Regions from separate parts of the Homo sapiens genome. Here region 1 is linked to region 2. The links are chromatin contacts, found by Hi-C or POLR2A ChIA-PET in ENCODE. All regions are on one chromosome and are shown on one strand. The core of a region is the stretch at or near the end of the contact, and the rest is flanking DNA. Distances in the headings are between cores, read along the strand shown. Region 1 has its middle 92 kb from the start of LINC02250. Region 2 holds the start of UBE3A (ubiquitin protein ligase E3A).

Region 1 (6,585 bases), core at 1,206-3,705, 230 kb after region 2:
TGTGTGCTCACTATTCCAAAATTGCAGCAGCTATGAAACCAGCTTCCAGATTATTTAATGCATTAATGATGCACATATGTTGTCATATAGCAAGTTGGTTTTTTAAAACTTATTTTGCTGTTTCAGTGTCATTGGTTTTCTCTGTCACCTGATATAGTTAATTTCATGCACTTAGAAGCATGAGTGTGAGGAGTCCATGGTCTTCTGCAGACGACCTTGGGGATCCACGGCATGAAGACAGGGAAAGCTCCAGCAGTGCAGTACCCGTCACCCCTTCTCCATGAGCACAGGCCTGACGGCATCCCCCACGTGCCCCCGAGGCCACACTCCCTGTGCAGTATGCTGGCCCTGGGGGAAGGCTGCCGGATCCTGTGCGGGCCCTGAGAGCCCACATGTTGACAGCCCTGATGTCGGCAGTCAAGGTAGCAGGAGCCTCGCAGCCTGTACACGTGGATGACAGTCCTAGCACACCTTCCAGTGGGTCCAGGAGCCCCCACCGCCCCAATCCTTGCAAAACCTTCCCCTCACAGAGCCAAGGTTCGTCTTAAAGGCTGGGCAGGGTGAGGAGACTTGGGGATGAGAGCAAGGAGAAGCAGCCCTACTGAGGAGCAGCCCGAAGAGTTGCTTGGAGGGGACGGGATAAACATTAAATTGTTCCTGCTACCCAGTGGGTGAGAGCAGACGGGCAGGAAGGGCAGATGATTCTAGAGAAAATCCACCACATTTGCTGGTCCCAGTTTTGTCCTCATGGTGCATACCACTGTGTTTATCTCTGTGTATGTCTGGAGCCCTGGGGCAAACCCGTCCCTCCCTCCCTCCCTCCCTCCCTCATCCCTCCTTTCTTCCTTCCCTCCCACACAACTCCACTATGCTAAGCCCCTTCTTGTTACTTTGCTTTGGGTCCAAGCCCAGTGCCTTCTCCTGATGCCAAGATCACATTCTCACCCACTCTGGTTTAGCTCCCCCCACCCCAGCCTGCCCTCCCTTCCTCCCCCACCAATGCCAGCCTCTGCCCCATGTGGCCCCTTCGCAGCGCTTGTTGACACACCTGACACAAAGCTCGTGTCTCCAGTAACGCACCAAACGTACCCAGGACAGGGCCCAAGTGTGAAGCCGTGAGCGCACTGAGGGTGCTGCAGGGGCACCCAGGCCTGGCACAGGCGTGCTTCTCAGTGCACATTTGTTGAATGCGTGAATGAATGGATGAGTGAATTGAATTAAACAGTAGGTGCCACATGAACCCTGATTTAGAAATAACATGGGGCCCACAGGAATTACCTTTAAAGTGTTTATTTTAATTTATCTCCAAAGGCCAGGATTTGAGAAAGACAATCGGTATGTCTATGCACAAATGGAATTCATATTTTTGACTTACATGTGGAAATTCCTGTTTGCAGAACCTTTCCTCCACCAAGATCCTAGAATGTAGTCAGGAAGACTCATGCACCAGCCTGCCTGGGCTCTAGTCCCAGCTGCACCGCTACTGCCATGTGACCTGAGCACGTTAATTACCCTTTCTGGGACTTGATGTTTCCCATCTGCACATTGGGTGAAATTAGAATAAATTTTACAGGCTTTTGTGAGGGCTGAGGCGGTCCATCTGCATAAATCACTTTGATGGATGTCTGCCTCATCATGAGAGACACGTCAGGCAGGCGCTTGGAGGGTGCTGGTTCATTTGGTTTTGAAATGTGTGGGTGTCACATCACATTAGGTGGCCGATCTAATGGCCCTAAGGGAAGGACCTGAATTCCTATCCCAGCCTCCCCACACCGCAGTCAGCTGACTCCAAAGCATAGGGATGCAGGCAGAGATGAAACCGTGTATAAAATACATTTATTTAGATCCAAGAATACGGTTAGCATCCAGCTGCTCCTCCCTCCACCTAACTGTGTAAGAACCAAGCTGCCACACAGAGAAACCTTGGTGCTTCTGCTTCGAGAGAACCAAGTTCATATCATCTCCATCTTAAACACTTTTGTTAAAGCCGCATACCGAGCACACGTATAGCCATGGTGTGTGTGTGTGTGTGTGTGTGTGTGTGTGTGTGTGTGTGTTTGAGGGTGGCATTTGGTAAAGCCCTCTCAGAGGTTACTTACATGCACCTTCAGCCTGTGGGCACTCACTCACCATCACTTTGCTAGACTGTGCTTTACACTGTGCTATGCTTAATAAGAGCACATGGAAACAGCTTTTTAAAAAAGGTGATTATATGTAACTACATATATATGTGCATTTAGGAAAACATGGGACAGTTGTCTTGGAGACAACATCCTCATTTAAAGAGACCACTCTTAGCCCTGGGCTGGGGTCTCTGCATTTGATTCCCACCCCTGGCTGGATTTGGGAATCCCTGTCAGGGCTGGGGGAGGGAACGAGGGAACCACCAGAGGGAGGGGACATGTGATCCTGGTTCCTTGTGCAGGATCCCCAGCAGGGAGGCTGCAGACAGCAGCAGCCGCAGCCCCACGTGGCCAGCCCGCGTGAGAAATCCAGGCTGAAAATAGCCTAGAGCCTCACACTCTACAGCTCAGGGAGGCACGATTTTTCCTGTAGGGTTCAGAGCAGCGTTAGGAGAGCACTGATGAAATTGCGGCACACCAGAAGCATTGGCTTATTCTTATATGTCACTGGAATACACCGCAGGCTTGCTTTTCCTTTAACTCCAGTGCCTTCTGATAAATCTGGAATGTGCATTGAGGAATGCCGGGGCGGGGGGGCATTTCCTGGGTTCGGGGGCTGTGAAGACCTCTCCCCAAGCCCCTGCAGAGACCAGGCTTTGTGTACACAGCCTCTTCCAGCAGGAGGGCTCCCAGTCTCTGAATGTGTCACGTACACTTCCTTTCAAGGGATCACTATGCGGCTGCATGCTTAGGTGTAGCCGAGAATTGAGCTCCTTCTTCACACAGAGGAATATCGTATTACCTTTCTTTTTTCAAAAAACAATGTATATTATCTTCAGCAATAAAACTGCATGGTTTGCTCTCAGGGCATGATTCAAGAACAGACCAAATAAAAGGGGCCTTGGAGGATCTTTAAAAAATTCCAGTTTTAGTGTATAGACCTAATGGAACCTCCTTTTATTGAATCTATTTATAAACGCTCAATCCAATTGCGTGGATTTGGAAAGCTAACATTTTCAACACGAGACAGCTGGTGGAATGTGTGCTCTTAGTTCTAAGAATAGGTAAATCCCAAGGAATATAGCTGTGCTTCCTGTTGTGAGATGGTGCAGATGTTCTAATAGCGAAGATCAAAATGACATTTGCCAGTTATGAAAATCATCCTCAATTAACCGTGAAAAATACTGTCTCGTCTATCAGATAATTTCTCCCTCTCTCTCCTCTCTCATTTCTTGTATGGGATTTTTGAGATGGAAACTCCCCATCTTAGTGGGAAGGGAGGGGATAAGGGGCAGAGAAATAAGAAGCGAGTATAAAGTATACAAGATGCTATCATGAGGCAGTAGTTCCTGCAAAGGAAATACAGTGTGTGTACAGCAGAAGTGTCTGGCTTAGGGTTGGGGAAGGTGTCCCAGTTTATGTCTGCAGAGGCCGGCCGGGTGCCCCAGGGGAGCTGTCCTGCCCAGCGTGGCTCTTCTGATGGCTTCCGAGCCCCTGGCTGTCAGCCCCCAGTTTTCTCTGAGAGAAAGTGGGAGCTAAAAATAGCAGAATGACTTGCACTGGACCTCCACATCCACGTGTTTCCTGCATCTCCGGCCATAACTCAGGACAGAGATTTATGGCCACCTGGGTTCCAACAAGTTACTCAGGGTTTCCCAGTCAGAGCAGACACATTTGCTGTCATGTTGATTTTACAAGGAGATGAACTTTCAGAGGCTCTGAAAGTGAAGGGTGATGAGGCAAGCCCTGCCACCAAGCAGGCTCAGGCTGGAGGCTCTGGAAGCCTCTCTGAGCTCTGTCTCGGAATCGAGTGCTTTGAAAATATTTTGATCTAAAATTGTATTCCCTAAGGTGCTCTTGCCTCTTTTTTTTTTAATTAAAAAATTGTTGTGGTAACTTGCACATACATCAAATGTATCATTTTAACCGCTTTAAAGCATATAGTTGGTTCCGGGGCCTGAAGTACCTTCATGCTGTTGTGCAACCAGCACCACCATCCATCGCAGAGCTTTTTCATCAACCTAAATGGAAACTCTGTGCCCATTAAATACGAACTCCCCTTTCCCCTTCCAGCTCCTGGCCACCCCCATTCTACTTCCTGTCTGCACAAGTTTGACTACTCTAGGCACCACATGTAGGTGGAGTCACATCATCTGTCCTATTTTTTTCGTTTGTTTGAGAAGGGGTTTCACTCTTGTTGCCCAGGCTGGAGTGCAACGGCACGATCTCGGCTCACTGCAGCCTCCACCTCCTGAGTTCAAGTGATTCTCCTGCCTCAGCCTCCCAAGTAGCTGGGATTATAGGCGTCCACCACCACGCCAGCTAATTTTTGTATTTTTAGTAGAGACGGGGTTTCGTCATGTTGGCCAGGCTGGTCTCGAACTCCTGACCTCAGGTGATCCACCAGCCTCAGCCTCCCAAAGTGCTGGGATTACAGGCGTGAGCCACCGTGCCCGGCCCGTCCTTTCGTGACTGCCCTCCTTCACTCAGTTTCCTGTCCTCTAGGTTCATCTGTGTTGTACATGTGTTAGACATTCCCTCCTTTTAAGACGGAATAATATCCCCTTCTATGTAGAGTCCATATTTTTGTTTATTCATTCATCTGTCGGCCGACATGGGCTATGTTTATCTGTTGGCTATTGTGCAGAATGCTGCTATGAATATGGCAGTGTAAATATCTGTGTGAGTCCCTGCTTTGAATTGCTTGGGTAGGTACCTGGAACTGTAACTGCTGGATCAGATGGTCATTCTGCCTTTAATTTTGGGAGGAATTGCCACATTGTTTCCCACAGCAGCTGTGCCATTTTGCATTCCTTCCAGCAGTGCACAGGGCTCTGGAGCTTCCACATCTTCACCAGCTCTTGTCATTTCTTCATTGTTTAAATGATCCAGAAAGCCTTCTTAATGGGGGTGAGGTGCTATCTCACTGTGGTTTTGTCTTTCTCTATTGATTAGTGATGTTGAGTATGCCTTGACTATCCTTGTTATGAGATTTTATATGAATGATTACCAAAACAATGGAAAAAACTCTTGTAGGATATGTTTGGTGGTTGTTTTCGAGGGTAGACCGAGGGTAAGGGAAATCATGGTGCCTGGGAGGGAGAAGGGGTCCTAGGGCAAGACGAGGTGTGCGGAGGGTTACTAGTTTAAGGACTAACCTGTGGTCACTGCTCCTGAGACACTTGTACGGATGTGTGCACGGCCACATCCCAAGCGTAACATCCTGGGGTGGGACGAGGAGAAGGAGGGTCACAGGGGCAAGGGCCAATGAGCAGGGCCAGTGAGCAGCATGCAAAACCATACCCAGGGCCCCTCAGGGGCTCTGAGGGCTGCAGGGTGGGCTGCCACTCCAGTGGTCAGCCGTCAGGATGAACTGGAATCTCATTCCAACGTGGAGGGTGGGTTTTACAGGAGCAGCCCACTCCGGTTGAGCGAGGTAGCTCAGGCAAAACCTGCTGGACTCCCCCTATGCGCTGGGCAGGGGCGGAGGAGGCCCCTGCTACCCACTGTCATGGACACTCCTTGGCAGAAATTTCAAACAAGCGTCGAGGAGAGGTGGGGCTTCCTGGGTGTCGGTCTTATACAACTGCTGCTCCCGTGCAGCAGCCAATGGCTTTCAGCTACATCAGCTGCAAAAGAGGTACATTTCTGTCAGAACTGTCCTCATTCTGCAATTTGCTCTCTTCAGTTTCAAACTACTCTAATGTGTCCTCACATGTGTGGCCACACACATAGGACTTTCACAAGCATGAACTGGACCCGACAGCTGGGGGACGACGTTGCCCTTCCAAGTGACGGAGATGTCACTCTGCAGTGGGCCGGGCTTCCAGAGTAGAGCGTTCTGAAGGACTCACCCTTCGTCACTGTCACCCAGAGAAGGCCTTGCATGCCCTTTCTTGTCTGCTTTGGCTCATTTTTGAGACTGCCATGCCCAGAAGTCCTGAGAACAACAAACTATTTTTTTTTCTTTGCATTTAAAGAAGGGAGGGGATGGCAATGCTTCTCTCTGGGAGTCTTTGGTGAAATCCACAATTTCCACTGGGCTTCTTAGCCCTGTCTTGGCAGCCTGGCTGGGCTGCCTCAGTGCCCCACCTGTCCAGAGCTGTCCTGCGTGTGCAGGTGCCGAGGGAGACAGCTGTGAGTGTGTAGCAGTGATGGGCATTCACCTAGTGGATATTTCCCGGCTCCAGCTGTGCTGTGTTTGGGCCACGGAGTGTGATGGGAGACAAGGAGGTTGCGTGTCCCTGGACAGTTACCGCTGTTACACTGATGAAAAGAACGTGATGGCAAGCCTTGGTGTGTGTCCCCAGCCTGGGACGCTCTCCATCAAAGTGCATGTGGGCATGAGTTGCATGGTGCCCTGACGCCCCTGCAGGGTTGGAGGGCAAAGAAGAAGCTCACCCAGGTCCCCTCAGGCTTGCTGGGTGATGAGGCAGAGCCACCCATGCACCGTGGGGTCAGG
Region 2 (7,007 bases), core at 1,010-3,509:
AAAAAGGGCAGAATTTAGGACAGATAAAACATAAGTAGCTTATAAATCCTCTGAAAGGAAATCAAAACACAGTATTTTGTATCTCTGTATAAAGTTAAGCTCCTCAGGGACAGGGGCAATGTCCAGAGGATAGTGAGCATACTACTTAGCAAACTAATGCAGGTTAATAAATATTGACACAGTAAGACTAGCATAGTTTACATTCTAATTTTGTAAAGATTATAAGTTACCTCTTCATATTCTGTTCTTTTATTTCTCCTGTGTATATTATAAATACACAAAGATTGAAAATTATTTCTTGAAGCTATTTCCTTTTTTATTTTTTGGTCAACTGTATTAGTGTTTCTTAAAAGGGCTTCTGGTCATCCTTAGGGCTTATCAGTAGCATCATTAATAATGTATTCATTTCACTAAAAATGTGGTAAGTAGCTTGGATTTAAAAACAGGATCTAATTTCAAAGCTATTTCCACTATACACACCAAGTTACAACTTTCTTATCTCTCCTAAATTCTAAATTTTACATGATTTACCAAATCACTTCTTAAGTAAGAGTACTTATTGATCAGAAGTGTGAGACAAACACCTTATCCCACTTGTCCAATTTATTCAACAAGATTGATTGGGTACCTTTGTGTCTCTGACAGGTAACTTTCAACAGTTGTATTTCTTAAACTTTAGGTCGTCTCCCAAAAAAAACTGTAATAATTTGCTGCTTCTCTCAATATTGCAGGCAGTAAAATGATCCAAAATTACGGGTCATATCCACATTTCTTCATGATTGAGGTTAACTGTGCACTGTAAACCCCATATGCTATTAGTTTACATTTTCAACAGCACCCTCGCCACTTAATAATCTCAAACAGATTTTGGACTGTTACTAATTTAGCATATCCATAAAAAGTCATTTAAAAAATGTAGACGCTAAATTCTCTTTCAAGGTTGCCAAGCTTCACCAGTGTCTGTATTAAAATTATTTCTAAAATTTTACGGACTAAGGCATTTGGTACATTCAATTCTACCTTTACCAACAAAAGCCTTTACCACCAAGATGAGGAAAGCATCCTTTTCATTTTCTACACTGAAAAGGGGGGGGAAAAAAGGCCAACTGCTTGCATACAGGTCTGCATATAACACAGCAGTCTCTGGCAAAGCCAATAACTCACGTTCAACTTCAGAAATCCTGGTGGCCGGTAACACAGAGTAACCTGTGCGCACAACCCTTGGGCTTGACATACCACTTCATCCGCCCTCCCTTCCCATCAATCCACCCCCAAAACCCCAACCCACCAAGCACACGGCTAAATATGTCTTCCCCAAGAGAGCCAAAAACCTTGAAAACGCCGAGAAAGGGCTCCCCTTTGAAGGAAAGGGCCTGCCCTTCCCTGTCTGGGGCCCCGGCTGGCTCGAAGAGCCTGGCTCCTAGGAGGCCCAAATCTCGACGCCTCGCACGTCCCGCCCCGCCCCGGGCCCGCTCGCGTCCCCTCGGGCGACAAAACCCTCCCGCCGTCGCTCAGCCAGGACTGACAGTTACGGCTGCAGCAGCCGCGGCCACCAGGGGCCTACTTCTGGCACCAGCCCCTTCGGACCACGCGCCCCCAAACACTCGCCTCGGCGGCGGGGGGCGGGGAAGGGGGGTGTCGACCTCGCCACAGCGGGCCCCGAAGGCCGGCCGAGTGACGGAGGGGAGCCAGCGCCGCCTGGCGCAGGCCGCGGCAACACTGACCTGTCGTCGCCCCCGCGCCTGGGCTGCGGCGGCCGCCTCACTGGTCGTAGTCGCCCTCGCCCGCCGCCTCCGCCCGCCACCGCCTCGTTCTCTTTCGCTGCCGCCACCGCCGGGGCTCATGCGGGACCCGCGCTTCCTTATCCGGAAAACGAGGCCGGGAAAGGGAGCGCCGGGGCCGCCGAAATCCCGGCGTTCGTCGCCAGCCGCCGCTGCCTGTCCACACCGGGGGGCTGAGGGGCCCTCCTGCCAGGGGCTACAGGCCGCGAGCTATTCCGAGGAGGAGCCGAAGGAGGCGCCGCCGCCCGCAGCCGAGCGCGCCGGGTCGGCAGAGGTGAAGCGTAAGTAGGCGGCGGATGGCGGGCGCCCGCGCTGGCGGATGGCTACGCGGCGGAGGGGTGCGCGAGCGAGCGAAGCCTGGTGTGTCGGGTCCTGGCGAAGGGAAAAGGCCCCGTCGTCTCCTGTAGTCACCCCGAGCCCAGCGCCACCATCTTGGGAGACACACGGATCTCGCGGCCGCGGCGCAAGACGGGAGGACTGGCTGGGCGGGCCGAGTATCCCGGCAGGCAGCGCGCGCCGCCCGGCCGGGCGAGGGCTCCAGGCCGGGACGCGGGGACGTGGGGCGGGGCCAAGACGCGCGGGAGGGCGCCGCGCTCCGCCCCTCCTTCCTTCGCCGGCCCCGCCTCCCTCCCGCTTGCCGTCGCCGCCGGCGCACGGGCCATTGGGAAGAGGAGGTGGCCTGCGGCCCCTCGGAGTCCCACCAGGCTCGGTCGCCATCTTGCGACTGGACAGAAAGGGTAATCCCTCTTTTTAGTTTCTGCTGTCTGTGACCCGAAAGAATAAACCTGGGACTTCCGGAAGCCCTCTGGGCACCCCCCCCCCCAGGAGGGTTGCAGAGCCCCTTGGTGTACCCAGCAGAGGAACGCCTCAGACTTTGTTGGGAAACGAATGGCTCTGAAAGTTAGCTGAAGCCGCTGGAATAGCCCCCCAGCCCCGAGGCGGGGCAGGTGCCTGCCGTTATTGGCTTTTCGACCCCAACCCTTTTCTATCTGGAGCTGCCTTTGTAGATGTTGCAGGGGTGCCCCGAGAGTGCAGGCCAGATTTTAGAGGACCAAGGTCATCTACTTAGGCCTCTTGCCAACACAGGATGTGTCAACTAGTTTACCAGAGACGAAGGTAAAGTCCCGTCTCCTGCAGTTGTTGACGTTCAGTAGGTCGTCGGTTAAGAAAAGTGGCTCCCTGGTTGACCCCAGCTGGATAGAGGCTAATTTTGATCCATATGACAGCTGAACGTAGTTAAAGCCATTAAAATTAAATCCATTTAAAGTCATATTTGGTACCAGGGTCACCATTTTAAAAGGTGTGTGTGTGTATGTGTGTGTGTGTGTGTGTGTGTGTGTATAGCTTTACAACACTTGCTAGCAAAGCCAAAAGAGTATCACTAACAATTCATAGTGTTACAACTTGCAACTTTGTTGATAAGCCCTTGAAGTACTAGATGAGTACCCATGTCTAGTATTCAGATTTTTTATATCAACAGTCGTACATAGCAGTGTATCTTTTTTAAATTTATTTTTATTTTTAAACTTAGAAATGGTGTCTTGCTATGTTAGGCCCAGGCTGGTCTCGAGCTCCTGGCCTCAAGTGATCCTCCCACCTCGGCCTCCCAAAGTTTTGGGACTACAGGCATGAGCCACAGTGCTCGGCCAGCAGTGTAATTTTTAACTGTCAGTCTCGGAACATCTTTTTTGTATAGCCAAGTGTGTGGGTGTGTGTGTGTATCCGCCTCACAACTATAACCAACCATTGAAAAACCAACAATAAGCTAGAAGAATTTAAGTTATTCCAGGACAACTGATGATAATGATAGTATTAAGCCATATTCGATTTTAAGATGTTTTAACTCAGCTCTTTACTCACTTTTCATTTCCTCTCATTACACATCCACATTTGGAAACTATTTGCTGTTATATTTCATGGAAAGGACTAGTAAGAATTATAATCTTTAAAAAAATTTATCTTCGCAAGTTTTCAAAATAGGCAACAAAGAATGTAAATCTTTAAGGACTTTATTGTTGGACTAATTAAAGCATACCATTTCTACTATATCTAGCATATGGAGATACTTATAGGTATTCTTCCTTTTAAGTAGAAATTGACAATAAATTAAGTGTAATTTTATAATGGCCTGGTGTATCAAAGTGTGGCGGAAATCCCTGAGTTCCAAAAAGATTAAAGACCGAAGGGAAATAAGTCTGCTTTTAGCTAGATGTCAGAATGACTATTCATTGCTTTACTGAGATCAAGGAGGATCTTAATTCCTCCTGGAGAAATTACGTATATCCGTTTTAGTTCATTAATTTTAAATCTGTATTCTTATGTGTGACATTAGTATTAGAATTCTTTCAAGATTTCACTGTGCTTTTTGTTTTATCCATTTTCAAATTTAGAAATGTTTGCTCATCAAACTTACCAACATAAATACTTTCAGGAATCCTTAAGATACTAGCAGTGTTCCACTTCCCTATACACCTGTTTATATGAAAAATAAAAAAATTCTCCCATATCAGACCCATGTGTTTTTTTTTTTTTAGGTGTGTTTTTCCCAGAAAAACAACTTTGTATCTACTAAGTGAACAGTGATTTCTTCAGACTTTTCTAGTCCAAATGAGACCCAGTAGTTTCTAATAATTTTCTCATTTCAGGTATACAGTAAAAAGAGCAATTTAATTTTATAAGCATCTGCATCAATGCCTTGAGCAAACTTTGAGCTAATGTTTACCCAGAACTATTTATGTGTCATATGTTGGACTACTTGAACTACTATTTATGTGCCAGACCTTGGGAAACAATAAAAGATGAACAATCTCTATCCCTGCCCTCAAGAACTTGCAGTTCCAGAGGAAGTCACACCTGTAAGATTGGACACTTTTTCAGAGTAACCCAACACTTCATTGAGCATGGGGGGTACCTAGTAATATGTATCTGCTAATACTAACAAACTTTTTATTTTATTATTATTATTATTTTTTTGAGACAGAGTCTTGCTCCGTCGCCCATGCTGGAGTGCAGTGGCGCAATCTTGGCTCATTGCAAGCTCCACCTCCCAGGTTCATGCCATTCTCCTGCCTCAGCCTCCCAAGTAGCTGGGACTACAGGCACCCGCCACCACGCCTGGCTAATTTTTTGTATTTTTAGTAGAGACGGGGTTTCACCGTGTTAGCCAGGATGGGCTCGATCTCCTGACCTCGTGATCCGCCCGCCTCGGCCTCCCAAAGTGCTGGGATTACAGGCATGATCCACCATGCCCAGCCAACAAACTTTTTTTTAAAGGAAACATTTTGCCCTAAATTGCTGGTGAAGTTGTTTTTTGACAGAGCTGTTTTATTGCTGAAGATTTCTTATTGATGCCAGTCATAACAGATGAATCAAAATGCAAGAACAACTTTTTTTACTACTCAGCATGCCCCAGGATCAGAAATAAGTCGAGCATGGAAGAGACAAAATTCAGATATGGTGGGATAGAAGTCACGGTTGCTATTTTTAGGCCACATCCAAATGTTACACACTCAACTTCTGAAAAACACTAAGCTTTCAATATATGAATAGCTCCCATTATTTAAGAAATACTGTTAAGCAAACTTAGCTCCATGAAGAACACTGGCATATGATAAGTGCTCAGTAAATGTTAGTGCTTAGTAGTGGTAGTAGTAGTAGTATATGTATCATTGTTTAGTACTGCACACATCAGGCATGAACTCCTACATACCCCCACCCTTATGCCTGCAGACCTGTCTAAATTTGCATTCTTTCTGACCTCGAGTCTTAAGGTAGAAGCCATCCTTCTGTCCTTTCTACAGGTAATTTTTATTTCTTGAGGGAAGAGAGATTGACTCAAGACTCTTACTCCCTTAAATATTCCCACTCCTGTTCATAAATTCTCCCTCTACTTTGTCCCTTCTATTTAGAAAAGCTGTCTATACTTAGATTGCTATTACCTTCCAAATTCCTCTTCAACTACAGAAATTTAGCAGCTCCCTCCATTTTACTGTATACATTGCTTGTATCAATTTCACTGTGGCATAATGGCCAAATTGAAAGGTTGCTTCTCAGTTTTCATAACATCTGATCTCTCTGCAGCCTTCCACACTGCTGACCACTGCCTCCTGGAAACTGCTCCCTTGGTTCTGTCACCTTACATTCTCTGCTCTTCTGCCTTGTCTTAGGCCACTCTTTCTCAGGTCTCCTGTGCAGAATCCTCCCTCCCCATTCTTGGTTCTCTGCCTACCATGTTATAATCTTTGACAGTACCATTTACGTATACTCTTCTATCACTTATTTCAGTCAGGAATCAAGTCTGAATCTTGAACACAGATCTCAGTCAGAAGCATCAGACACAGTATCTTCAACCCCTTATTGGAAACCTGTACTGGGTGTTCTACAGGCACCTCAAGCTCAACATGATTAACATCAAACCCCTGAGTTTGTTCTGTCTTCCACCATGGACTGAGATGTGATAACAGTGCAAAGGAGCAGGTTTTGGGAGAACAAGCAGGAATTTAGTTTTGGTAATGTTAAATTTGAGATACCTGTTGGATATCTGTTGTACAAACTGCTTCCTAGCTGACTCTTATGCATTCTGCTCTTTATCCATGATAATAGAACATCTAGCCAGACACATGGTTGCCTATAATACACCCTTAAGTGTGGCCATATCTCTTAAGTTCTGGCCAGTAGGATGTGAGCAGAAATTATGTATGCAACTTCCAGATCATTTTCTAAAAGAAATTGGGTGTCACTTGCCCTTTCTTTTGTCCTTTTCTGATGAATGTATGTATTAAATAGTTGGGGTAGTAAACCATGTTGAAAGATGCTGTGGTTTCAATGATGGTGTCCCCTTCAAAATTCATGTTGAAACTTAATCCCCATTGTGATGATACTAACAGCTGATGAAATCATGAGGGCCCTGCCTCATGGATGGATTAATACCTTGTAAAAGGACTGGAGGGAACTAGCTTAGGCCTTCTTTTGCCCTTCCATCCCTTTAGCCACACGAGGACACAGCATTCACCCCCTCCAGAGGATATAGCAGTAAGGTCCCACCTTGGAAACTGCAGCCCTCACCAGACACTAAACCTGCTGGGGGTCTTGAGCTTGTACTTCCCAGCCTTTAGAACTGTGAAAAAGTATATTTCTGTTCTTCACAAATTTCCCAGTTTCAGGTATTTTGTTACAGCAGCATAAACAAGACTAAGACACTGGGAAACATTCTAGGGATTGCAGAGC

What was found. A loop is a pair of places that touch in the nucleus more often than their neighbours do. ChIA-PET counts read pairs that join two places held with the same protein, here RNA polymerase II (POLR2A). Pooled maps may share reads with other maps.
Region 1: a loop to region 2 is called in a map of gastrocnemius medialis, with 4 times the contacts of the local background. The contact joins the enhancer-like site here to the promoter of UBE3A in region 2. A Hi-C loop is called at or near these places in 5 of 168 maps with a recorded cell type or tissue (ascending aorta, chondrocyte, gastrocnemius medialis and 2 more) and 10 of 50 pooled maps. POLR2A ChIA-PET finds 5 or more read pairs at or near these places in 1 of 52 experiments (WTC11).

What each region holds. Positions count from the first base shown.
Region 1 is chr15:25,667,661-25,674,245 of GRCh38, forward strand. It overlaps a transcript of ATP10A not described here. Among named protein-coding and RNA genes, the nearest start is that of LINC02250, 92 kb to the left of the region's middle. RefSeq lists enhancers at 5,047-5,755, 5,756-6,463. Within about 2 kb of position 2,456, at least 11 of the 41 ENCODE cell types and tissues checked have a DNase peak (open chromatin) inside an H3K27ac peak, as active enhancers do; they include ascending aorta, gastrocnemius medialis and prostate gland, where a contact is called at or near this core.
Region 2 is chr15:25,436,765-25,443,771 of GRCh38, forward strand. UBE3A (ubiquitin protein ligase E3A) reads right to left here and starts at 2,260. Exons shown (of 13, transcript NM_130839.5): 1 at 1,725-2,260. RefSeq lists enhancers at 1,376-2,321, 2,322-3,267 and silencers at 1,405-1,824, 2,185-2,524.